2 separate regions of the Homo sapiens genome follow, and region 1 is linked to region 2. Evidence: chromatin loops called from intact Hi-C (ENCODE). Cell type or tissue: dorsolateral prefrontal cortex. All regions are shown on one strand.

Evidence for each region. A loop is a pair of places that touch in the nucleus more often than their neighbours do. Peaks named below come from ENCODE experiments on the same cell type or tissue, not always from the same donor. Only the 100,000 strongest peaks of a DNase experiment are listed, where the experiment ranks them.
Region 1: a loop joins it to region 2, with 2.6 times the contacts of the local background. A loop is called at or near these places in 6 of 110 quality-filtered maps.

What each region holds. Positions count from the first base shown.
Region 1 is chr3:72,450,204-72,458,203 of GRCh38, reverse strand. No RefSeq gene overlaps it. Among named protein-coding and RNA genes, the nearest start is that of RYBP, 7.6 kb to the right of the region's middle. In dorsolateral prefrontal cortex, no CTCF peak of the experiment used is centred here; no DNase peak of the experiment used is centred here.
Region 2 is chr3:72,601,379-72,609,378 of GRCh38, reverse strand. It overlaps LOC105377161 (a long non-coding RNA gene), which reads left to right. Exons shown (of 11, transcript XR_940962.3): 9 at 1,365-1,483; 10 at 7,636-7,818. Among named protein-coding and RNA genes, the nearest start is that of RYBP, 160 kb to the right of the region's middle. RefSeq lists a silencer at 3,054-3,254. In dorsolateral prefrontal cortex, no CTCF peak of the experiment used is centred here; a DNase peak (open chromatin) is centred at 4,751; H3K27ac peaks cover 2,448 bases.

The sequences.
Region 1 (8,000 bases), 150 kb after region 2:
GTTTTTTGGCAGGGTCTCGCTCTGTTGCCCAGGTTGGAGTGCAGTAGCATGATCTCAGCTCACTGCATCCTTGACCTCCCTGGCTCAAGCGATCCTCCCACCTCAGCCTCCTGAGTAGCTGATTACAAGCATGCACCACCATGCCCGGCTAATTCTTGTATCTTCTGTAGAGACAGGGTTTTGTCATGTTGGGCAGGCTGGTCTTGCACTCCTGAGCTCAAGCCATCCGCCCACCTCGGCATTCCAAAGTGCTGGGATTACAGGTGTGAACCTCTGCACCTGGCCAGGGCAGCCTCTCTTTAGCTACCCACAAACTCATGATGTGTGGATAAGTTTGCTGGGTCTGCTGTAACAAAGTAACTCAAACTGTTCTACTTAAACAGCAGAGATTTATTTCCTCACAGTTCAGGACCTAGAAGTCCAAGATCAAGGTGTCAGCAGGTTTGGTTTCTCCTGAGGCCTCTCTCCTTGGGTTGCAGAAGGCCACCTTCTTGCTGTGTCTTTACGCGGTCTTTCCTCTGTGTGTGCATTTGTCTTCATTTTTCTATGTAGAGTGTCTAAATTTCCTCTTCTTATAGGGTTACCAGTCAGACTGGGCTCACCCAAATGGCATTATTTTAACTTAATCACCTCTTTAAAGACTCTATCTTTAATACAGTCAAACTCTGAGGTAGCCAGGACTAGGGCTTCAACATATTGATTTGGGAGTGGGGGTGGGGACACAGTTCAGCTCATAACAATGTGTACATAGACCCGAACATTATTAGATGTTCCTGTGGGTAAGTCTCTTTCTTAACCTTACTCTTAATGAATGTCAGGATATTTGAGTTCTAGGGATTCCATTTGCAGCATAATAGAATCTGCAATCAGAAAAGCAGGTTTTGAAGTCCAGGTACAAAACCTGGAGAGTTGCAGGAATGAACTTGGATGAACTACATACCCTGCCAGTGTCAATGGTAATTCACACAGAGGCAGCTGTGAGAGGCAACAATGTATGTGAAGGCCCTCTGTGATCTCTCTGCCCCTGGGTTTTTGCCTCTGAACTAAGACAGTACTAGATGGATGGTCTTAACTCTTCATTCCATCTTCAACATTCTATGACTCTGACTCTAAGGGTGGAAATTCAAGTATCAAGGACAAGCTGCCAGTAGCCGAGCACAGTGGTATGTGCCTGTAGTCCCAGATACTAGGGAGGCCAAGAAAGGAGGATCTCTTGAGCTCAGGAGTTCGAGACCAGCCTGAGAAAAATAGACCCTTGTCTCAAATATAAAATAATAATAAAAAAAGAACAAGCTGCTGGGGAAGCAATTTCTGGGCCCGGGGCTTTAATAAACATTGCAGAACTGGCTAGGCGCAGTGACTTACGCCTGTAGTCCCAGCTCTTTGGGAGACTGACGCAGGTGAATTGCTTGAACCCAGGAGCTCGAGACCAGCCTGGGCAACAGGGTGAAATCCCGTCTTTACAAGAAATACAAAAAGTAGCTGGGCATGGTGGTATATGCCTGTAGTCCCAGCTACTTGGGAGGCTGAGGTGGGAGGATCACTTGTGCCCAGGAAGTCAAGGCTGCAGTGAGATGACATTATACCCCTGCACTCCAGCCCTGGGAACAGAGTGAGACCCTCTCTCAAAAAACAAACAACAATAATCACAATAACAACAAAAAACACGGCCGGGCACAGTGGCTCATGCCTGTAATCCCAGCACTTTGGGAGGCTGAAGAGGGCGGATCACCTGAGGTCAGGAGTTGGAGACTAGCCTGACAAACATGGAGAAAACCCGTCTCTACGAAAATACAAAATTAGCCAGGCGTGGTGGTGCACACCTGTAATCCTAGCTACTCGGGAGGCTGAGGCAGGAGAATTGCTTGAACCTGGGAGGCAGAGGTTGCAGTGAGCCGAGATCACGCCATTGCACTCTAGCCTGGGCAACAAAGAGCAAAACTCCATCTCAAAAAAAAAAAAATTATGGAAAAACTGAAGGAAATCATACCATCATAGGGAACCACTCACCTGAATATTCACAAGGCTCAAACTGGAATGTACTAAAGTTCATCATCCATTTCCTGGGCTCTGGCATGTGTGGCTGGACTGCTATGGCAAAAACTCACAGGGAGACAGGCCCACAAACTAGGATTGAACAAAGGAAAGTCCCTGTCCCAACAAATATTACATTCTACTGGATGAACCAGGCCAAAACATACATACACACACACACACACACACACACACACACACACACCATCATACAGTGCTAGGTCATGCTAAGGGTGTAAAGAAAGATAAAGCAGGGTGAGGGTGGCAGTGACTGGGGATTATGCTATGTAAGATGTCCTAGTCAGGGAAGTCCTCCCTGAAGAAGGGGCATTTAGCATCCACCTGGACTATGAGAGCAATGTAGCTGTGGGAATATCCAGAGGAGAACAGGCAGAAAGGCCCTGAGGAGGGGCCGGACATGGCAGGAAACAGCAAGGGGCCCAAGTTCCTAGAGCTGAGCTGGGGGTGAAGAAGCCAGGGGTGGATGAAGTTAGCAGGTCTTGAAGGCCAGAGTCAAGATTCTGGATTTTCATCTAAATGTCATGAAAGTCATTTGAGGATTTTGTGCAGGTGAGTCACCAGCATCTTAAAAGGATCTCTTGACGTGGTTTTGAGAGAAGACTTTAAAGAATCATGGTAATCACAAGGCCGATGGCCAAATATTTCTTGCTCTCTACCTCCTGGGCACATGCTGGCTTCCTGTTTATGCTTCCTGTTGTGCAGCGTGGCCATGAGACTCTGACCAATGAGTTGTGAGCACAGGTCACTGTGTCACTTCCAGGCCAGGCAGCTGGTTGCCAGAATGCGTGCCTCTAGAGCTCCTTTACAGCCACCAATGATGTTCAAGCTGGATGCAGCTCAGAAAGCCTGGGTCTTTGTTTGTGCTGCTATCACAAAACACCCAAGACTGCTGGGTAATTTATAAAGAACAGAAATTTATTGTCTCACAGTTCTGGAGGCAGGGAAGTCCAAGATCAAGGTGCTAGCATTTATTGAGGGCTGCTCTCTGCTTCCAAGGTGGCACCTTGAACACTGTATCCTCCAGAGGGGAGGAACGCTGTGTCCTCACATGGCAGAATGCAGTAGGGCAAAGAGGATGAACTCCCTCTGCCATGCCCTTTTATAGCAGCATTAATCCATTCATGAGAATAGAGCCCTCATGACCTAAACACCTCTGCAAAGGCACTACTTCCCAACACTGTTGCATTGGGAATTAAATTTCCAACGCATGAATTGTGGGGGACACATTCAGGCCACCACAGCCTAGGTCCAAAGAGTGAGGAGAGACAGGGTGGAGGTGTTGACCTGCAGACAAGTGGCTTTAGCAAGAAATCCCTTTAATCACTTTGTTGGGATAAATCACGAAGATTTGGGAGGGTTACCATAGCATAACCAAGCATATCCTGACAGTACAGAGTGCAAGAAGAGAAGACTAGAAGTCCTCCTCTTTTCAGTTAGGAGGCTGAGAAGTAATTCTTTGTTGGACTGGAGCGACAGCAATAGAGATAATGGGAAGTGGTCAGATTCAGGATATATACTGAAGGTCAAGTGCAAAGGCTGGACTGATGTAGGGTATAAGAAAAAGAGAGAAGTCAAGGATAACTCCAAGGATTATGGCTTGAGTAACTGGATAAATTACTGAAAAGAAGAATACTCTGGAAAGGACAGGATTATTCACAGTGCCAGGCAGACAGCAAAGCTACACGATGCTAGGTCTTATGGTTATTACTTTAAGAGGGGAAGGAATATGGAGTGTAGATGCTTAGGGAACTTTTCAATCCAGAGTTATTGAGATGTAACTTATATACAGTAAAATTTACTTACCTTTTTTCAGAGACAGGTTCTTGTTCTGTCTCTCAGGTTGGAGAGCAGTGGCATGACCATAGCTCACTGCAGCCTCAAATTTCTAGGTTCAAGCAATCTTCCTGCCTCAGCCTCCTGAGTAGCAAAATTTACTCGTTTTGATGTACAGGTCTGAGTTTTGACAAATGCATTCTATCTTCTAAGTACCTCCATAGTCAAGATGTAGATAACTTCCACCCTCCCCCTGCATTCTTTTTTGCTGCCACTCCTTTGTAGTCAAATGCTCCCTCCACCCCTAATCCTTGGCAACCACTGATCTGTTCTGTATCCCTCTAATTTTGCCTTTTCCAGAAAGTTACGTAAATGGAACCACACAGTATGTGACCTTTTGAGACTGTGTTCTTTCACTTAGGATAATGTATTTGAGATTCATCCACATTGCATAGATCAGTAGTGTGTTCCTTTTAATTGATGAGTAGTATTCCATGGTATGGATGTGCCACAATTTGTTTATTTTCTCGCCAGTTAAAGGGCATTTGGGTTGTTTCCAAGTTTTGGTGATTATGAATAAAGCTGCTATAAATATCTGAGCACAGGTTTTTATGTGAACATATGTCTTCATTTTTTTTGGTAAATCCCTAGGAGTGGGACTGCTGGCTCATATGGTAAGTGTATGTTTAACTTTATAAGAAACTGCCAAACTGTTTTTCCAGAGGAACTGTACCATATTGCACTCCCACTGGCAATGTGTGAGGGTCACTCCACATCCTCTCCAGCACTTGGGATTGTCAGGTGGTTTTTTTTGTTTGTTTTTTTGTCTTTTTTGCCATTCTGATGTGCAGTGGTGTCTCTTTGTGGTTTCAATTTGCATTTCCCTAATGAATAATGATGTCGAGCATCTTTTCATGTACCTATTGTGCATTCGTGTATCTTTTGGTGGAGTGTCCACTCACATCTCTTGTTCATGTTTTCATTAGGTGGCTTGTCTTCTTATTGCACGGTAAAAGTTCTTCATATATTCTGGATATAAGTCTTTTATCAGATATGTGCTTTGCAAATATTTTCTGTCTTTGATTTGTCCCTTCATATTCTTAACAGTGTCTTTCAGAGAGAAGTTTTTAACTTTGATGGTGTAGAAGCTATCAACTTTTTCTTTTATGGATCGTGCTTTTCGTTTAATATCTAGGAAACCTTTGCCTACCCAAGGCCACAAAGATTTTCTCCTATATTTTCTTCTGGAAGTTTTATAGGTTTAGGTTTCACATGTTGGTCTATGATACAGTTTGAGTTAATTTTTGTCGAGGGTGTGACGTATAAGCCAGGACAATTTTGACTTGTGATATTTCCTACTATGGAAGAGGCAGATCAATGAAACTTCACATCTCTGATAAGCACGTGCACAGATGACACTGTAAAATGTCACCAGGTTGCAAAATCTGGTGAAGGTTCAACGCAGATGGTCAGGGAAGTTCCATCTCGCTCTGACTCCAGGGGAGCTTCTTTAGAAGTTAATCTTATCTTCAGCATTAGTCTCCAGATGTACCCAGTGATACCAGCACAAGCCTCAGGCTTTAAGTGAGATGAGCTGGGTTCTCCCTAGTTCCTAAGACCCTCCAGCTCCAGGTAGGTAGCTGCTCCAAGCAACAGTTTTCTCTTTTAAGCCACTGAAGGAATATTATGTGCAAAGCAGGGCATTAATTCCTAGCTATTAGGATTGACATTTTAACCTTTCTGGCTTCACTCCTTCTTGGGTGGCTTTTTCAGTCACCTCGTGATACAGTTTTCTCCTTCCTCTTCCCCTCAATCACACATAACTCGGAAAGCTTCATTAAGATCATCTAGGTCTTGGTGCCCTTAAAACTACACGGATAAAATCAGCGAGGGCAGAGAATTGAGAAATCAACACCGAATTGCCCACTGGTGATCTGGTCAATTGAGGACATTTTAGGAAAGGCAACTGCCACGTACTATTGCCATCATTCCATTAAAGAAGGGACGCTTAAATTACCCAAACCTCTGAAAAAAGAAAAAAAGTGAAAGAACATCATCTCAGAATAAAAAATAGTCTTTCCCAAGAATCAACCATTGGTAATTTATCTGGTCATAGGAAAGTACTCATACATTTACCCTTTATTTTTCTCATTGCACTGCAGATTGTTGAAAATGTCACCCCCGATCAGGGTGTGGGACTCAGACCATAAGAAGGTGTATCATGGGTGGGGCAGGGGTAAGCACTGAGGTGTTTGGAGCAAACCTTTTTTCTCTCACTTGTTTATAATACCTTCATTGGGGATTCCTAAGGTTCAAAGTCCTAGGCTTAGTGAGTATTCAGGTTTCCGTCTAGGGAGTAGCACTTGCAAATTTAACGGCAGGAGGAAGCCTGAGTTGATAACTTTCCAGCCCTTCCCATTGGCAAGCCTCAGTGGCTTTCACTTCTTTCTTGAGCTGAAGAAAGGAGGGAAGCCCACCCAAGCTGCCCTTCATGGTCTGAATCTGGGCCACTTTAAAGGTCCTTCCACTACCTCCCCTCCTCCAAGGAGTCTGCTTCTCCCAGCATCTAATTCTTTAAGGCAGACACTGACAGTCCCAGGTAGACATATTCTTGTAAACTCATCAGTGGCTTCCATCGCATTCAGGATAAAGACCTCACTCCCAACTCACTCCCTACCCTGCCATATGGATCTATCCAGCCACCTGCCTCTCCAGCCTCATTTCTCCTCTCTGGCGGGACTCTGGCCACAGCTGCTTGCCTTTAGCTCCTCCAAAGCACCAGACACCTGACTGCTTTTGCCTTTTTTTCTTGTGGGCAACTTAACTTTTTCAGGGGAGTTCCCGGCTCCACCGGCTACATCAACAACCTCCCTCTCTTAGCACCCTCTCACCTCTCATCTCGTATTTTGTCTTTGTAGCAATTGTCACAATTGTAATTACTTGTATAATGTCTGGCTCCTCAACTAGGAGGTAAACTCCAAAAGATTAGGAATGAAGTCTATTTTGTTTATCTGATCTTCCATTCCCTGGCATGAGCATGATAGCTAGTTGCTACTCAATATATTGTTAAATGAAAGAGATTTTTTTTTCAACGAATGTACACTAGTCAGTGTTCTAGGCACTTGATATATACTAGGTGGGATGGTGGGGGGAACACAGCAGAAAAATAAAATCCCTGCCATCATGAAGCATATATTCTACTGGGGCAAGGATCTGCTTAAACAAGATAACTGAACTGTGGGGTACATTAGAGAAAAAGTCTCCTCATTATAAGAGCCAAATGTAGGGTATGCTAAGGAGAGAAAAGTAGAGCAGGACAGAGGGACATGGGACATCAGGTTGTGGGTTGGTGTATGAAATTTTTAGATTGGGCCGGGTGCAGTGCCTCACGCCAATAATCCCAGCAACTTGGGAAGCTGAGGCCGGAGGATCTCTTGAGCCCAGGAGCTCCAGACCAGCCCGGGCAACATGGTGAAACCCTCTCTCTACTTAAAAAAAAAAAAAAGAAAAAAAAAGAAAAATTAGCTGGGTGTGGTATTACATGCCTGTAGTCTCAGCTACCCAGGAGGCTGAGGTGGAAGGATTGTCTGAGTTCAGGAGGTTGAGGCTATAGTGAGCCGTGCTGTGATCCTGCCACTGCACTCCAGCCTGGGTAACAGAGCAAGACTCTGTCTCCAAAAAAAAAAAAAAAAAAAAAAAGAAAAGGAAAGGAAAAGAAACAAAACACATGCAGATGTAGATTGCGTGACCAGGGAAAATCTCAGTGAGGAATTGACTTTTGCGTAAAGACCTGAAGGAATTGAGGCAGCTGACAATGAATGTGGGTATCTGCGCAAAGAGCATTCCAAGCCAAGGAAGCAGTAAGTGTGAAGGCTCTGAGGCCCTGAAGGTAGGGAACTGTTTTAGGAACAGCCAGGAAGCCGGTGTGAGTGAAGCGAATGAGGGGAAGGAAGTCAAAATGTAGACTTCGAATGTGTCTTATGTATCTGTGGAAACATTTATACTGGACATTTCTTGGCCAGTGCTTCTAACCAGCATCTACACTAAAACCACGGGTTTCAAACAATTTTTTTTTTCTCTTTGAAGCAGAGTCTCACTCTGTTGCCCAGGCGGGAGTGCAGTGGTGTGATCTCATCTCACTACAACCTCCGCCTACTGTGCTCAAGTGATCT
Region 2 (8,000 bases):
TCCCTACAAAGGACATGAACTCATCCTTTTTTATGGCTGCATAGTATTCCATGGTGTATATGTGCCACATTTTCTTAATCCAGTCTATCACTGATGGATATTTGGGTTGGTTCCAAGTCTTTGCTATTGTGAATAGTGCCGCAATACACATACGTGTGCAGGTGTCTTTATAGCAGCATGATTTATAATCCTTTGGGTATATACCCAGTAATGGGATTGCTGGGTCAAATGGTATTTCTAGTTCTAGATCCATGAGGAATCGCCACACTGTCTTCCACAATGGTTGAACTAGTTTACCGTCCCACAATAGTGTAAAAGTGTTCCTATTTCTCCACACCCTCTCCAGCACCTGTTGTTTCCTGACTTTTTAATGATTGCCATTCTAACTGGTGTGAGATGGTATCTCATTGTGGTTTTGATTTGCATTTCTCTGATGGCCAGTGATGATGAGCATTTTTTCATGTGTCTGTTCTGCCAAACAGACTTTCAAAGTGATTAGACCAATTTACACTCCCATCAGTGATACATGTATTTGGATAAAGTTGTTATAGTATTATGGTTCATTTTTTTCTTTGTCCAAAAGCCCTTCAAAACTTAAGTCCTGCTCAGGCCAAACTGCCCCCTCTCCATCAGTCTCTTCAGTGTATCAATTAGAGTTTGTGGTTGCAAGCAACAGAGATCAACTCTAGCTAACATATAGGAGATGCTCATACAATGACAGAAGGTAATTTTCCAAAAGGAAATCTGCATGCTGTTAGAATGGGAAATGGATTCTGGACTAATGGATAAGACTTGGATAGGAGCAGAAACTAAGGCAATGTTGGAGGCTATGGCATGAATCACAGCAGCAGTCTCCAAGCAGGAACCTTTCTGCGAGCATGTCACCCTGCATGGAATGGCCTCACTCTTGATCTTTCATTATACAGTAGCCCAGGAAAGAAAATCCAATTGCCTGAGCTTACATGGTGGGCCTGTTCTCCAACATATTAAGCTAGAGAGAGGCAGGGACTGTGCCTTTGAGTTCTGTAGTGGGAGATGATCCCATCCCATGATGCAGTACTTTCCCTGCAGATCTCATTAACCAAAAATGAGATAATTCCCCCAAAAGTAATCTAGAATGAAAGATGAAGATTTCTGGAAAAATCAGAATGTAAAATGAGTGCTGGGCAGCCAAAGAAAAAAGATGACTGTCTACCAATCTAAGAGAGATACGCATACAAGGAGTAATGACCAATAGGAAGCCAAGTCACATTGTTTTGGTAGCTGGGGCTTGGACCCCGAACTGCAACACAGACGACTTTGGTAGCTCAATTGGACCACATGGAACATCCTTGCTTTTCTAAACTATTGTATTAATTTTCTAGGACTGCTGTAACCAAGTACCATGAAGTGCATGGCTTAAAACAACAGCAATGCTTTCTCTCACAGTTCTAGAGGTAGAAGCATGAAGCCAGCTATTGACAGGAGCATGCTCCCACTGAAGGTGAGAGGAAGGATACTTCCTTGACTCCTCCTAGCGTTTGGGGTTGTCGGAAGTCCTTGGGGCTCCCTGGCTTGTAGCTGCCTTGCTTTGATCCCTGCCTCTGTCTTCACATGGCCTTATCTTCTGTGTGTTCCTCTCCTCTTCTTATAAGGACACCAGTCATTGTATTTAGGTCCCACCTTAAACCAGTATAACTTCTTGTTAACTAATTACTTCTGTGAAGAGGCTATTTTCAAATAAGGTCACATTCTGAGGTTGCTGATGAACACAAATTCTGAGGGGATGCCATTCAAACTACTACAGTTGATTCAGCTTCAAACCAGAGAATCTGGTGAGCTCTGATCCCTTTAATTCCTCCCACCACTTGCTGATACAAGTCTAATGTTTTCTTGCATGCTGGCTACATGGAAGAAGTGGAATCTATGAATTGCAATCATGGCCTGATCTTTTAATGCATTATATAACTTCACTCTCCTTCAAACCTGATCCACTCAGTTCCCAGAATTGACCAGATTGGTATGGTTCAGTGGTAAAGAGAAGAGGCTGTAGTGGAACGGCCAAGATTCAAACCCTGGTTTGGGCCGGGCACAGTGGCTCACACCTGTAATCTCAGCACTTTGGGAGGCCGAGGCAAGCGGATCACCTGAGGTCAGAAGTTCAGGACCAGCCTGGCCAACATGGTGAAACCCCATCTCTACTAAAAATGCAAAAATTAGCCAGGCATGGTGGCAGGTGCCTGTAATCCCAGCTAGTTGGGAGGCTGAGGCAGGAGAATCTCTGGAATCCAGGAGGCAGAGGTTGCCATGAGCCAAGATCATACCATTGCACTCCAGCCTGGGCAACAAGAGCGAAACTCCGTCTCAAAAAACAAAACAAAAGACAACAAGAAACCCTGGTTTGACCTTTTTACTATCTGGGTGACACTCCTTGTGTCTTGGCTTTCTTATCCATAAAATGTACTTGATGAAAAATGTACTATTTCATCAGGCTATAGTAGTAAAAGTTAAATGAGAAAATGGATCTAAGTTCTTAGCTCGGTGCCTGGCACAACATAAGCACTAACTCAATGTTGTCGTTATTAATTTGTGTGTTCCCGAGGGAAGTGGGTATGGGAAAGGAGGCTTAAACATGATTCCCCCTCAGAAAGGCCTGATGGAGTTTTAATAAAAAACTTGTAGCTTTTTTCTCCCTGCAGTCTTTATGGCCCTCCTCCCTCCTACCCCAGTCTACAGGAAGCCAGGCTGGAATAGAAAACCTAAGAGCAGACCTCATGGTATATGTGCCCTCCTTAACAATCAAGGCTTTGTTATTAGGCCAAGCTTAAGGCTCCCGGCTCTGTTTTCCCTTAGGGCTAGTCCTCTCTCAGAGGCACTCTGAGCCCACGTGCAAAGACATTTCAGAGGCCCATCCCATCCATTTACCAGGCACACCTGGATGGGCCTGGGGCTCTAGCTGAGGTCACTGCTATGCCTAGAAATAGCTGAACAGGCAGCTCAGTTATCCCTCGGACTGGAGACTGCCCGGCTGGGGCACCTGAGGCCGGAGCAGATCCCTGAGGTTGTAAATCAGGGCTATGCCAAGATCATCCTAGGAAGAGGATTTGGGCTTCTTTCTGTCTGAAGGCTCTGGTGCCCTGGCTTCATCTAGGGGATGGCAAATAAGACTGGCTTGTCCAGAGTGACACAGGACTGGCCAGGGGCCAAACTGCTATTGATTTTTCTTGCTAGGGTCTGAAGCTGAGATAGGAGATGGCTTTTTGCTTCAGTTGTGTGGACCAGCTCGGGGGAGGCAGGGGGTTGGGGGGCAGGTGAGGGGTGAGGGGCTCCTTTGCAGGAGCCTGGGCCCCTGGCTGAAGTCACTGGAGGAGAGGGCACATGTCAGGAGCAGAATAATGACTCTGCAGCCATCATGTGTCATGTGCAATGGAGGATGACCGTGATGGCCCTGTTGCACTCCAGCCAAGGGTCCAGTGGGCTTTTTGTTTTTTTTATAGCTTGCCGAATTATCTTTTAGTGTCTGACTTCACAGTAGGAAAGGGTTTGACACCTCCAACTGCCTTTCCTCCTTCTGCCAGGATGATGGGAGCTAAGCAGAGCAGAACCACAAGCTCTGTGTTCAGGCTGGCCCCTGTGGCAAGAGTGCAAGTGGGGGCTTATGAAAGCGATATCTAAGTATTCAAACATTATCCATCCCAGTACAAAATGCTATGTAAAATAAGTTCTACCCTCCAACTTGGACAAATGTATCTTCCTAATGCCCTGCAACACCAGGATGGACTTTAGATTTCTCGGGCTCCTTGGTCCTCCACACCCAAATGTGATCTTGCAGGGAGAGCAGCCCTGACTCCACCCACTCCCCTTCTGTTCCACCTCTCGTTCCATTTTGCATTGTGAAGAATGTCCCTCACTCATGCATGCTGTCTTTCTCTCTCTGTCTCTGTCTCTGTCTCTGTCTCTCTCTCTCTCTCTCTCTCTCTCTCTCGTTTGTGGACACTCCAGCTGCATATCCATGTCCTTCAAACTCCATGTCCATCCCCGCTGTCCTTCAAACAGCTGCCCCTAAGTCAACTCTCAGACTTGGGTGCACATGCTGGTGGGCAGGTTTGGACTTCCAACAAAGAAAGAAGGGAAGAGGCCAACGCACATTCTGGAAACAGGATTACAGCTACTTGGGCAGAGAAGTAAGGATTCCAGGAACCCAGACTAGGGCCTGGAAGCGGGAGTGCATGGGGCTCAGGTGGGCACATCTCCTTGGTCCCATGGACTCCTTAAACATCTGCCCCTTTGAGGAGGCGCAAACCCAGAGGGGACCCTTTGAAGTGGGAGGCCAGGGCAAGACCCTTGTTGCCTGGTTCAAAAGGCTGTTCTGCCCACGATCACACCACCACGAGACTCCAATCTTGTTCCACGACCACAACACCATGGGCACCATGAGATTCCAATCTTGTACCAGTGCTTCATGGTAGAGAGCATGATTTCTGAAGTCTTGGGGAGATGCATCTTTGACCTCTCTACCTTCCAAAGAACAGTTCCCCGGGATAGTAGGGACTGCCTCGGAATTAGGAAAATGAGAGGAGGAAACAGCATCCCAGCCCTGACCCATGCCTTCGTTTTGGGCTTCCCTAGATCAAGGTTCCCTCGGAAGGCAGCTCTCCCCTCCACGATCCATGTGTTTTTTGTTGTTTCCTAATCCTCAGCTTGGCAGGCCCCTGAGTGCTGCATCCATATTTTTGTCTGCTCTTTTGTCTGATGAGTTTCTCCCTACATGCCTGAGCTGGCAGCAGCAAGCCTGCGAGATGAAGCTCCTGCCCCTTCACAAGAAGATTCATCATGTTCTTTGAAAAAGCCTTTGCAGCCTTCATTTTTGTCCCTCTTGCCTGCCATCTCCCTCGTCTTTTGGTTCTATTATATGTATTTTTTAGCAGCCTTGGTGTTCCCTGCATTTTTTTTTTTAACCACAAAGTTGACTGTTATGTAACAGTCTCATGGACCTGCCTCCCAGAATCTAAAGTGTCTGTTGCTATAACTACAACGCTCATAAATTCAGCCTCCCTTAAAATTATGCATTTTCCAAACTCCCCAAGTGGAGACTCAGAAGGGTTAGGTTAGCTGGATTTTAAACCATAAAATTCATGTCTAGACCCCCAAATCTGTACTGTATATTTTTAAAACATTTATAAAGGGACCTGGGTTTCTTTTCATTTCTGCAGACACTTTAAAGGATAAGTTTTATTTCTGCATCTGGAATCGCAGACTTTCTCAACTCTCCAGGAAAGAGGTTTTTGCCATACTACCAGATCCTACTGAATCATACTACCAGAAACCCACTGAATAGCGGGGAATGAGAGGAAAGGTGTGACTTGGAACTAGCCAGTGGCTTTTGTGCCCAGTCTGTTTTTCCTGCAATGCTTTGGATTTCTGATTTGAGCTCCATTTCTGGAACTCTGTGTAGGAACCAGGTCATGTATGAGAGGAGCTAAGGGGACCTTGCCAACTGGTAATAAGTGAAAGGAAGACTGTTCTAAAAGAAATAAGATTGCTGCTACCTCAGGAACCAGGAATCCAATCGCTACCCTCCATTCCTGCTGCCACTGCCCTGATCCAAGACACTGGCTTCTCCTCCCAGGTATGCCTCAGTGGCTTCTGTGAGATACCTGTGCCTTTCCCAGCAATATCCATTCTCCTCCTTTTTCGTAGGGAACCCCAATTTTGTTGGTGATGGCAATGTACCAAGCTAAAAATTACCTTCCCAGCCTCTCTCAGAGATGAGGGTATGTATTCATTATTCATTGCTGCATAGAAAATTGCCACAAACCTGGCTGCTTAAAACAATGTACGTGGGACTGGGAGCAGTGGCTCACACCTGTAATCCCAGCACTTTGGGAGGCCAAAGCAAGCAGATCACTTGAGGTCAGGAGTTCGAGACCAGCCTGGCCAACATGGCAAAACCCTGTCTCTACTAAAAATACAAAATTAGGCAGGCACGGTGGTGCATGCCTGTAATCCCAGCTACTCGGGAGGCTGAGGCAGGAGAATTGCTTGAACCCGGGTGGCAGAGGTTGCAGTGACCTGAGATTGCACTGCCACACTCCAGTCTGGAAGACAGAGCAAAACCCTGTCTCAAAAAAAACACAAAAACCAAAAAACATACATGGCCAGACATGGTGGCTCACGCCTGTAATCCCAGCACTTTGGGAGGATCGTTTGAGGCCAGAAGTTTAAGATCAACCTGGGCAACAAAGCAAGACTCCATCTCTACGAAAAATATATATATTTAAACACACACACACACACACACACACACACACACACACTCTCTCTCTCTCTCTCTCTCTCTCTCTCTCTCTCTCTCTCTCATTATCTCACAGTTTCCATGGGTCAGGAATCTGGGCGCAGTTCAGCCAGGTCCCCTGCTTCTGGGTCTTTCATCAGTTTGCAAGCAAGATGTCAGCCATAGCTGGCATCTCAGCGGGAGGTTTGATTGAGAAAAGATCTGCACCCAAGCTCACATGGTTGTTGGTGGAATTTGGTTCCTGGGAGGGCTGTTTGATCGAGAGTCTCAGTCCTCACTGGTTGTTGACTGGAAGCTGCCTCCATTTCTGGCCATGCAGGCCCTTCCAACATGGCAGCTATCTTCATCCGAGTGCACAAGCTGAGAAGGCAAGAGAGAGAGTCTGCTAGCAAGACGGAGGTTATAATCTCTTGTAACCTAATCATGAAAATGACAACTCATCACCTTTGCTGTGTTCTGTTGGTTAGAAGCAAGTTGTTTCTAACCGCCATATCATGCTGCTGTTGTTTGAGCTCCTGGGGTCAGCCATGCTTGAAGTCCCTCAATCCCTGGACTTTTCAGTTACAGGAAACAAGAACCCTCTCCCCCGCTTTTTTAGCTGGAGCCCACGTGAGCTGAGTTTTCCATCACTTGCAACAAAAAGAGAATATTCTAATACAGTAGGCTTCTATAAATATTTGATGAGTGGATTTAAAGGAAGTGCTGAAGAATTGATAAGCAATTTTAGAACTCTGAAGGCTCAAGAGCCTAGGAATAACACCCAAGGGTTGGCAAACTTTTTCTGTAAGCAGCCAGCTAGTAAATATTTTAGGCTTTGCAGACCACACAGTCTCTGTTGCAACTAATCAGCTCTGTGTTGTAGTGTGAAAGCAGCCCTTGACAATACAGAACTGAGAGTGGCTGTGTTCCAATAAAACTTTATTTACAAAGTCAGGCAGCAGGTGGGATTATCCCACAGGCTGTAGTTTGCTGACCTCTGCCATAAGCTACTGGCAAGTGTGAGAAGGATTGTTAAGTGTTTCATACTGAAAAAAAAAAAAATCTGAGCAGGCTGGTGACCTTGGGGGTTGCTGCTACAAGGTTGGATGATGTTTCTTCTCAATCTCTTCATATCTGTCAGTCCTCTCCTCTTTTCCCAGTCCCGTCAGTGCCTGAAGGGCTTTGGTAAAAGGGAGAGGACATCCAGGTCCTCGGTGGCTTCACATTCATCCCACCCTCCATCACTGGGTTGGCCACAGGTGTCGTCATCCCCAGCCTTACTTTGTTCTCTTCCCTTCCTGTCATCCTCAACTTTTTTCTTCTGTTCTTCTTCATTCACGAACATTTTATTCCTTCTTCCTTTTGCCCCTTCTTCCATCCAGATAGCAAGGAGGGTGTTCAGAAAGAGGAGAGAGAGGAAGCTAAAGAGAAAAGTAAATGAAACCAGAATGGCCTTCTCCCCAGGACCTCCATCCTGAGCCTTGCAGCGAGAGTGAAGAAGCATCTGAGCTGTCCTCCAGGGACAAGCAAGGAAAAGGATCCCCCATTTTGGGGAGAATCACGTGGTAAGATGGGCATTCCTGTGGGAGTGGGGCCTTTCTCCTAGAATGTAAGCTCCAGGAGGGCAGGGACCATGTCCCCAGTCCATCCCTAAAGCCTGGTGTGGTGCCTGCACTCAGATATAGAGCAAAGAGTTGCTGAATGAATCAGTGAGCAGAGCTCTTGCAGCTGGTGTTCTGAGTGATTT